2 separate regions of the Homo sapiens genome follow, and region 1 is linked to region 2. Evidence: chromatin loops called from intact Hi-C (ENCODE). Cell type or tissue: MCF 10A. All regions are shown on one strand.

Region 1 (5,000 bases), 130 kb before region 2:
AAAATGGCACAGCTGCAAATGTACATAGGTAGGTATGGTTAACACTCAGCCTAGAGTAGGGATAATGGCAGAAGTAAGGCTGAATAGACTGTTAAGGGTCTCTGTAAACAGAACCCTGAGGATGCAGGCTACTGAAGGTTTTTAAATAAGAAAGTAACAGGAAGAATCTCAATGGAAGGAAGATTACTGATTACAGTGAATCTGCCTAATACAAAATTTCACTCCACAAGTAAATGTTATTGTAACAAGGGCTAAGATGTATTTTGAAAAAGTAGCTAACATCGTTGGAGTTGTTGGATTAAGCTCACAATACAGAGATTTTCTCAAGGTGTTAATATCGTTTTTCTTTTTGCTTCATCCTTACTAAAGCAGATTCTGTTACCAGTATAAACAGCTGAATTCTAACTTTGCAAGGAGGCTCCCCTACCTCATCTGTCCAGTCTTCCCCCCATCTCAGGACATTTTCATAACGAAAACCCTCCATGCTTCACTGATAGCCTGTAAGACTTTTCAACTCTGTGGATCCCCTAAAATTCTCAGCAAGCTCAAACCACCATTTTAAGAGGCATTCATGTTCTCTCACCAACGAAAAATGAAAGAGCATTCCCTGAAAATGGAATGCAATAGCCCCGTCTTAATGAGTAGGGATGGGTTAGGAAATAAGAGAAACTGAGGACTGCCAAAGTGCTGCCATTCTGAAACTAAGTTAAGTGGGCCCTGGCCAATTCCCAAAGTGCTTTCCTTAATAAGGCATGGAACACTTCCATACTCAAATCCACATCAGTCAAATCAAACACCAGAGAACAAAACAAATGAAGGAGGCTTTTATAATGGAGTGTTCTATTTTGTCCACAAACTTTATAATCTAATATAAATTCAATCTTGCAGAAAAGGTATTGCAAGTTAAAAACAGGGCCTGGGTGTAGTGGCTCACACCTATAATCCCAGCACTTTGGGAGGCTGAGGCAGGAGGATCATTTAAGGCCAGGAGTTCAAGACCAGCCTGGGAAACATAGAGAGACCTCATCTCTATAAAAAATAGAAAAATTGTCTGGGTGTGGTGGCATGTGCCTGCACTTCTAGCTGCTCAGGAGGCTGAGGCGGGAGGATCGATTGAGCCCAGGAGTTTGAGGCTGCAGTGAGCTATAACTGCACCACTGTACTCCAGCCTGGGTGACAGAGTGAGACTCTGTCTCTAACGATAAATAAATAAATAATAAAAAACAGAGATGGGGAGGGGGGAGGGATAGCATTAGGAGACATACCTAATGCAGATGACGAGTTAATGGGTGCAGCACACCAACATGGCACATGTATACATATGTAACAAACCTGTACGTTGTACACATGTACCCTAGAACTTAAAGTATAATAAAAAAAAAAGAAAAAGAAAAAAAAAAAAAACAGAGACAGGGTACACAAATTATTCTTTGAGTCAAGAAAAGGGGGCGGGGCAGCAGTGGTGGAACAAATGATCAGATTGGCACAATTCCTAAGGAAAGGTGACAGACTTAAACATATCCCTAGAGGAAGAAGTTGACTCTGAACAAACAAAAAAAGCACCAAAAAGCGACCCTCCAAGGATGAGTAGACTTTATAAAGGAAGCTAGAGATTGGCCACTTTGCCTTACTGGTACTAAAAATCTAACATTTTATAGACATTTTATTTAAGACTCTTAAATTAATCATATTTGTGGCTTTCCTTATCCTGCAAAATATTTACTTTCTCCCCATTACAATCCTTTTATTAAATATGTCTTTCCCCACCATTACCATCTCTATGCCAAAGCCCCTACTCAGTCTACACATTCTAATAACCACAAGCATTATCTTTCACCAAGATTGTGCATTATTATTATCATTCAATAAAAAATTGCTCCCAAGATGAGGCAGGATTGCACTAAACACACCAGATGATAAGTCCCCAGCTCATATGGAATCTACAGCCCACCACCAGCTGCTCTCAGTGGAAGGATAATGTAAAGCTCAGCCTGAAACCACTTGCCCAATTACAGTGCATGCAAATGACAGACTGGCATCTTTTAACTACACTAAAAGCTTCCAGCCCAGCTTACTCTGGGACATGTGCCAGTGGGATGAGCTATTACACCACGAGTCTCTCCCCAAATGCTATTTTCCCAAAAGGCTTCAGCTCACTAAGCTCTGAGCAGTACGACGCAACAGCAAAGCTGCTCTACTGAAATTACTAATTTCAAACTCTTTAAAGAAGCTGAAGCAAAAAGGTAAAACGTTCTCAACAGAAAAGCCAACTTTATCACAGTGCTCCTAACTGTTGCTGGAAAATTCTGAGGACTGTCATGTTGTTTAAATTAGCAAGTAATTTTCTTAGCTTGATTCTCAGCAAAAATTATTTTCAATACACAAACTAGCCCCAAAAAATAGAATTTCCTTTTTCCTGTCACCTTACAGGTTCTCAGTTCCTTAGCAGTTCCCCTTGAATTTATTTAAAAAGCAGCATTATTTGAGTGGTACTAGTTGTACTAAAATAGTGGTACTAGTTTAGGACTAAACTTGCATGGAAGCAGGAAAAGAGTGAGGAAGCTCTACTGACACTGGAAATACAAACCACTTTCTGCAAGTTAATGCCTGCTTCTAGAGACAGTGTCAGGATTTGCACTGATTTTTAATGAGCTTCTACAGGCAATACACTTGCAGATGCTTGCCTGTTAGGAAAGATGCAAATTACACCCACCCAAGCTGAAGTGAATGAAAATCTATTTAATAGTGGAGACTGAACAACGATAGATTGTGTCTTATTTCCTTTGCAGGGTTCTAGTGTCACTAAGTTAATGGTATACTCTATTAACCAGGCAGGTGGTTGGCCAACTGGAATTCAATCAACACAGAATATACAGGATACCTCGCCTTGGGGGGAAAAAAAAAAAAAACCCATAGAAATTAGTGGGCTTGTTTAGATAAGTATATTATTATACAAATGTTTTATCACAGGGCTTCTCTAAATAGCAACTCCTATTGGCACATTCCATTTAATTCAGTTTATTCAAGACTGATTTACACACAATCTTACATAAACATTTCTATTACATAAGGAAGAATAATGTAATGTTTGCTTTATGTTTGGAGTCCAGTGTCTGGAACACAGACATAATAAGCCTGTATCTTATCCGTCTTTTAAATCCCTAGCATTTAAGAGTACAGAGAAGGGACTAGATAAATGTCTGCAGGATTAAGAGATGAAAGCAAACGTCTCAAAACAACACCTCCTCCCACTTGATGACTTCTTTTTTGTTATAATACAATATACAAAAAATAACAATTGTCTTAAAAATTATTTTTACTGATTACAATGAAGCTACTAACTCTCTTATTATACTGCGCTTTATATAATTGTATAATATCCAGGGTATTACAAAGTGAAATTTACTCAGTTGCAAACGCTGTAAAAGTCTGGTGTAAGATTTTCTTTTTTCTAAGAAATCTAGTTAGAGCAATGGGAAACAAGCAATGCAGAACCCCTTCCTGACTCACCTAGACTTTATCAAAGCTTTCCAACTAATGCCTTACCCCAATCTCTCCCCTTTTCTAATGCCACTGCAATTAACCCATTAAGATACAAATGAAAGCCTGTCACTCTCCTGCTCAGTAACCTTTTCTTGTTTTCTGCTGCCCCAGACTAAGATCTCAACTTGATTATATAGCATTCAAGCACCCTGCACTCAGAACTGAGCTCTAGCAAGTCAGCTGCATTTCCATTCATTTGACAAATGTGCATGGCATTTCCTACCAGACTCTAGAGTTAAGGCACCATTCTGCACTGAGGCCACTCACAGCTAAGTGGGAAAGATGGATGTATGAACAGATGCAGAAAATCCACTGTGGTACCTGCAACACACCTCCCACATACTGGCAAAAGGCATTTTGCAGGCAGAGAAATATCTGATTCACTGTATTTACATGACACTAGCGGAACGCATGTTAGAGAGTAAGAGAAAGATGAAAGTATCAAAAAATGTGCTCATACACATCCCTACTTTGGGACCCCAAACATCTTGGTTCTGAGGCATAAAACATGAAAAGCAGGGTCTTCTAGGAGGAGGCCAGGTATGAGCAAGGAAAAGGACTAAGGCCCAGTCCCTGTTCTAAGAGCCAACGATGACACCCAAAACAATAGCTTAAACACAGTCAGACTCAATGAATTAGATTACATCTCTTCCATAAGCCAAGAAAGGTAATGATATGTCCCCCATAACATTTCAGCATGTGATATAAAGGAGTTAATTATCTTTAGTCAATGATTTACTCAATGTCTCTGTAAAATGCGAAAAGCTATGTTAACTTAGTACAGTCATACCAAAATTCAAATTAAATGTGAAGCATGGGAATGTCCTACTCAAAAAGCAAAATTTTCCACATATAGTTATGCCAATAGCAAGTCCCCATGGACTTCAGTTACAGAACTCAACACTGCTTCAGAAAAATGTTTCAGATCATAGCCAGGGCCCTTCACCACTGCATGGCTCCCGTTCTGATTAATGACCTAACCAGAAGTTTTGCAATAATTAATACACACTCTCCCTTGAACCCCACACCTGTTTCTAGTGGAGAATACTACAGACTTTCATTTTACTCTATACTTCTCATTTTTTTAGTGAATAACTGAATATAAAGGCACATACCATGGAACAGTGGACATAGCATGTCCTCATCAGCATAAAAACAAGAAGAACAAAATTATATGCTTTTTTTTTTTTTTGAGACAGGTTCTTACTGTCACCTAGGCTGGAGTTCAGTGGCACAATCTCAGCTGACTGCTACCTCCAGCTCCTCGGCTCGAGTGATCCTACCACCTCAGCCTCACAAGTAGCTGGGGCTACAGAATAACATGCTTTTGTATTGGTAGTATGCAGAAGGATATGCAAGAAACTGGTAACACTGGTTGCCTGGGGATAGGCCACTGGGTAGCTGTGGATAGGCCTGGGAAGGAGTTTGGACTCTATACCTTTTCCTACTTGTCAAAT
Region 2 (5,000 bases):
TTGGCTGTCCTGGATCTGGAGAGAAGGGAGCAAGTTTGCTCTTCTAGGGCTCTCCTTCTTCCCATTATGTGATTGGTGGGGTCTGAAACAGCCACTTCAAAATGACTTTGCCATACACATACAATGGAATATTATTCAACCATAAAAAGGAAGAAAATGTGGACACAACCCACAACATGGATCAACCTTGAAGACATTATGCTAAGTGAAATAAGCTAGACACAAAAGGACAACTACTCTATGATTCCACTTATTGAGGAACTTAGAGTAGTCAAATTCATAGAGACAGAAAGAAGAATGGTGGCTGTCAGGGCTGAGGGGTGGGGGAATATGAAGTTGTTATTTCAGTTTGGGGTGATAGAAAGCTCTGGTGATGGATGAGGGTGATGGCTACACAACAGTGTGAAAGTACTTAATGCCACTGAATTGTACACTTAAGATGGTTTAAATGGTAAATTTTACATTATGTATATTTCACCATAATAAAAAATAAACAAAAAACAAAAAACTTTGCACTGAAATGGAAATGGCCAATTTTATGTTGAAGCCAGAAAGTTTTACAGATTGGAGGGAAGATGGTGTCAATTCAGAGGTGAGTAAACTGAGCTCCAGGAGGTGAAGCTCACAGCCGGAGGCCCAGCCAGGACTAACACCTAAGCTCCTTAAGCTCCCAGGCCATTGCTCCTCCCGTAACAGCGTTAACAGCCCAGGTTTCATGGGAGATACATAAGTTACATGGCCATTCTCTGGTGTTCCTACAACATTAAAATGCCTTCCTTAGATCAGTGACCACTTTTGTTTGTTTGTTCAGCTGCTTGACTCCCCAACCCCCTACTCACAATAAGCTCCTTGATCCCAAGATCCATGTCTTTTTTTTTTTTTTTTTTTTTTTTTTTTGAGATGGAGTCTCACTCTGTTGCCAGGCTGGAGTACAATGGCACAATCTTGGCTCACAGCAACCTCCACCTCCCGGGTTCAAGCGATTCTGCTTCCTCAGCCTCCTAAGTAGCTGGGATTACAGACATGCACCATCACACGTGGCAAATTTTCTATATTTTTAGTAGAGACGGAGTGTCACCATGTTGGCCAGCCTGGTCTTGAACTCCTGACCTCAGGTGATCCACCCGCCTCGGCCTCCCAAAGTGCTGGGATTATAGACATGAGCCACAGCACCCAGCCAAGATCCATGCCTTTTTATCTTTGTATTAACACCTAGCAACTTGCCCAGCATATCACCAAACCTGAATAAGTATTGTTAAAGGAATAAACAGGCTGGGTCCAATGGCTCACGCCTGTATTCCCAGGGCTTTGGGAGGCCAAGGTGGGCGGATCACCTGAGGTAGGGAGTTCGAGACCAGCCTAGCTAACATGGTGAAACCCCATCTCTACTAAAAATACAAAAATTAGTTGGGTGTGGTGGCACATGCCTGTAATCCCAGCTACTTGAGAGGCTGAGGCACAAGAATTGCTTGAACCCGGGAGGCAGAGGTTGCAGTGAGCCAAGATGGTGCCACTGCACTCCAGCCTGGGTGACAGAGTAAGAATCAATCTCAAATAAATAAATAAATAAATAAATGAACAAGCCACCTATCAGCAGTTATAGGTTGCTCAGCCTTGAAAACAAGTATCAGGAAGAGGATGGTTCATTATCTTATTCGTCAGTCCTTGAATATTGGGTGGGAATCCAATTGCAAAGAAAATACTGTATCATTTTGTTTTGTTGTTTTTAAACCCAGATTTGGAGTTTGAAGAATAAATCAATACTCACATTCATGCAAAGTAATATAAAGATATGTTTCTAATTTTATTAGGGAACAAAGACAAACAATAACAACTTGTTCCTTTGGCCACCTCTTCATTTTGTACTTTGCAATGCCCAGATGCTGTTTTCTCAGCCGGAAAGATGAAGTTTGGTGCCCTCTTGTGGTCTTCCATTTTTTAAAAGAGAAATGCAAGAAGTTTTGTCCTGGGAAATTTGGATCCAGGAAATAGCATCTTGCTTCTCTCTGGAGGAAAACTGCTTCCTTGAGACTCATTGCTTCTGATACTAACCATGCTTTTAAACAATTTTAAATCAGAATATCCTACCTGCCAAAGATGTAGTCAGGGTGGTTGTGATGTCTTTGTTGGTAACCCAGGAATGTATTTGAGTCCTGCGGAGTTGCTCTAAAGAAAGAGAATTAACATACATGAGATCAGAATTAAAACCCTTTTATAATTCCATAGTGCTAGATCACATCCATGTGTCATATAAGGACCTTCATGATCCAGCCCACAAATTTAACTTCATTTTCCTCTCTCTCATGTCCTCCTCATCCTCATGTCCCCTTGGTTAAAAACATTTGTCTATTTCTCTCTTGGTGCCTCTACCTCCTCCCAGTCTCTATAACGGCTGACAACTGATTGTACTTTGCTTTGTATTTATCCGAATCCGTCACTAATGGTTGTGCTTTTGAGCACAGAGTTTTGGTCTTGAGGAAGTAACTACATATTCCCAGCCACCCAATGCTTAGCACAAAGTTGCAGTAAATGTCGATTGAATTACTATAAACTGAAGAGCAAAGCAGAAAATCATATGGAAGCAAAGAACAGTGAAAAACTAGTAGTTGTCTCCAAGGACTCCAAGATTCTTCTCCCTTTTTCACTGCACTATGTGATCTGTTATTTGGTACAGAGACTATAAAGGCAGCATCACTTCCATGAAGTCTGCAGATCCCCTAGACCAAAAGGAGATAAAAAGATACATTTTCCATGGCCACTGTATGTTTTTTAGAAAGCTTTAGTAAGTCAAACTAACCCCTTAATGTAATGGAAACCTAAAGAGAGCTGAAAGCACTGTGATATTCCTCCCATATAAATATATGAGGATGATAGGACTCAGTGTATTGATAAAGAAATGAGCTTAGAGAGACGTTGCTTGCCCTAAGCCACACAACCCAAAATTGATGGCATGCGGACTGGAATATGGACCCCTGACTCCAGTCCCATGCACTGTTCATCATGTGGTGCAGTACTTCCTCTGGGCAGGGAACTCTATTCCTGCACTGGACGTGTGGGCTCTCCGTGCACACACATATACAAAATATTTTAGTAAATGTTGAAAATTATTTACATACAGCAGGAGGCCATCACTAACCAGGCTTCCACACTTCCAGTTTCCAACTAAAACAAAACAAAACAAACAAAAACAAACCCATGCCATGAAAACAAATGAACAAAACCACTAACCACACTCCCATGGGCCCAGCAGAGTAGCAAGAGTGCTTTGGAGGAATCTGGACACTTGAGACTGCATGGGAATCCATGCTCTGCCACGCAGTTCACTCCTCTCTGCCTTCATTTCCTCATATACAAAATAGGTAAGAAATTGTGTGTAGCGGCCAGGAGCAGTGGTTCACACCTATAATCCCAGCACTTTGGGAGGCCAAGATGGGCAGATCACTTGAGGTCAGGAGTTTGAGACCAGCCTGGCCAACATGGTGAAACGCTGTCTCTACTAAAAATACAAAAATTAGCTGGGCATGGTGGCACTTACCTGTAATCCCAGCTACTCTGGAGGCTGAGGCAGGAAAATTTCTTGAACCCGGGAGGTGGAGGTTGCAGCGAGCCGATATCACAACACTGCACTCCAGCCTGGGGCAACAGAGCAAGACTCTGTCTCAAAAACCAAACAAAACAAAGTATAGTTTGTGTTTTCTTTTTCTGGACAATTGTCTACACTGGTGAAATTCACTGCACATTATTTTATTTTTCTTTATATTAGCTACAGTCTTTGATGGATGATTTTTTTTCCACTAGTAATATTTTACTTTCTTCTTACAATAAATTATAAATACTTTTTCCACATATCAAAGTTCATCAAAGAACTCCCAAAATTAATCTTCTTCATCCTTCAGGAATTATTTATTCACACAGCAGACCACCATTTCATATTTTAAATCCTAGGGCTCTCATGCATTCCTTGTGGGCCTCAATTAGATGTCCACAGTGTTCTTCTCCTTTCTCGATGATACACGCATCGCGTGCCTTCTTGGTCTCCGGGCAAGTGCAGCAGGGCTTCAGCGGCCTCTTCTCCTGAGACTCAGGCAGGGCAGGGTTTGAGTCAACCAGACCCGGCATCTTTCGCGCCAAAAGCAGCTATGAGCGGAGACAGCCAAATCTATGCCAGCCTCGGCAAACGCCAATTCGTCCGATTTCTTTAAATTAAAGTTGATTGCACCTACTGTGCTATACATATCAGCAAGACCATCTCATCCTTCTCCCTCTCTTGGTTTCAAAATTAAGAAGTCATTTTAATTCTGTCACTCCAGATAAGCTCTTCTGTAATGCTCTATATATCCCATTTCCAAAGGTCAGGGGCTCAAGGCTCAGACTCTTGTCAATGTGGAAAAGGAAGCTCTGCCTGTTTGCTTCTGAGAGGCAGCTGTTCTCTGAAAACATCTACCCCAAAGGGAAGCGTGGGGGTGGGGGAGAACTGATTGCCTTTGATTACTTTTATACCCCTGTAACTGGCTTTAACTCTCTGACTTTTCATCTCTTTCAATACCAGTTCATGATACAAATATCCCTTGACGGATTGGGGAACTAATAGTGCCCTCTGGCCAACTCACTTCTGTATCCCAAAAGAGCCAATAGCAATCACAGCTTCCCAAGCACAGCCTGGCGCCTACCCTTCACTGCTGCATGTGGTGGTGTTTCTCCTTTATCTTAACACACACATTATCCTAATCAGGTGGGATTTGCCTGGCTTTTAAGCAATAGTCCTATCAGACAGTGTTTGTTTTCTTCCTGGAAATAGAAAGGATTGCTTCTGCCAGAGCAAGGGATTAAATCTTTATTTGGAAGCAGTCAACAAACACATTTGTAGTGAGATCTTTGAACTAAGCATCTTAGAAGCATTAACCCTTTTGATACCATCTGAAAGAGAAACTGAGCTAAACGCTTCCTGGAAAAAGACTAAAAATTAAGCTTGGTAGTAACCAAATTAGATGGCTACTGAG

What was found. Hi-C counts contacts between places; a loop is a spot of excess contacts. Peaks named below come from ENCODE experiments on the same cell type or tissue, not always from the same donor. Only the 100,000 strongest peaks of a DNase experiment are listed, where the experiment ranks them.
Region 1: it touches region 2 in a loop (4-fold over the local background); 2 of 110 quality-filtered maps call a loop at or near these places.

The regions. Positions count from the first base shown.
Region 1 is chr13:46,620,098-46,625,097 of GRCh38, reverse strand. The region is part of intron 1 of LRCH1 (leucine rich repeats and calponin homology domain containing 1); the gene reads right to left. Among named protein-coding and RNA genes, the nearest start is that of LRCH1, 69 kb to the right of the region's middle. In MCF 10A, no CTCF peak of the experiment used is centred here; a DNase peak (open chromatin) is centred at 2,087.
Region 2 is chr13:46,490,049-46,495,048 of GRCh38, reverse strand. It overlaps LOC124903171 (a long non-coding RNA gene), which reads right to left and starts at 2,213. Exons shown (of 2, transcript XR_007063786.1): 1 at 2,089-2,213; 2 at 1,781-2,006. It also overlaps the pseudogene COX17P1. In MCF 10A, CTCF peaks have their summits at 1,698 and 1,899 (motif pointing left); a DNase peak (open chromatin) is centred at 1,918.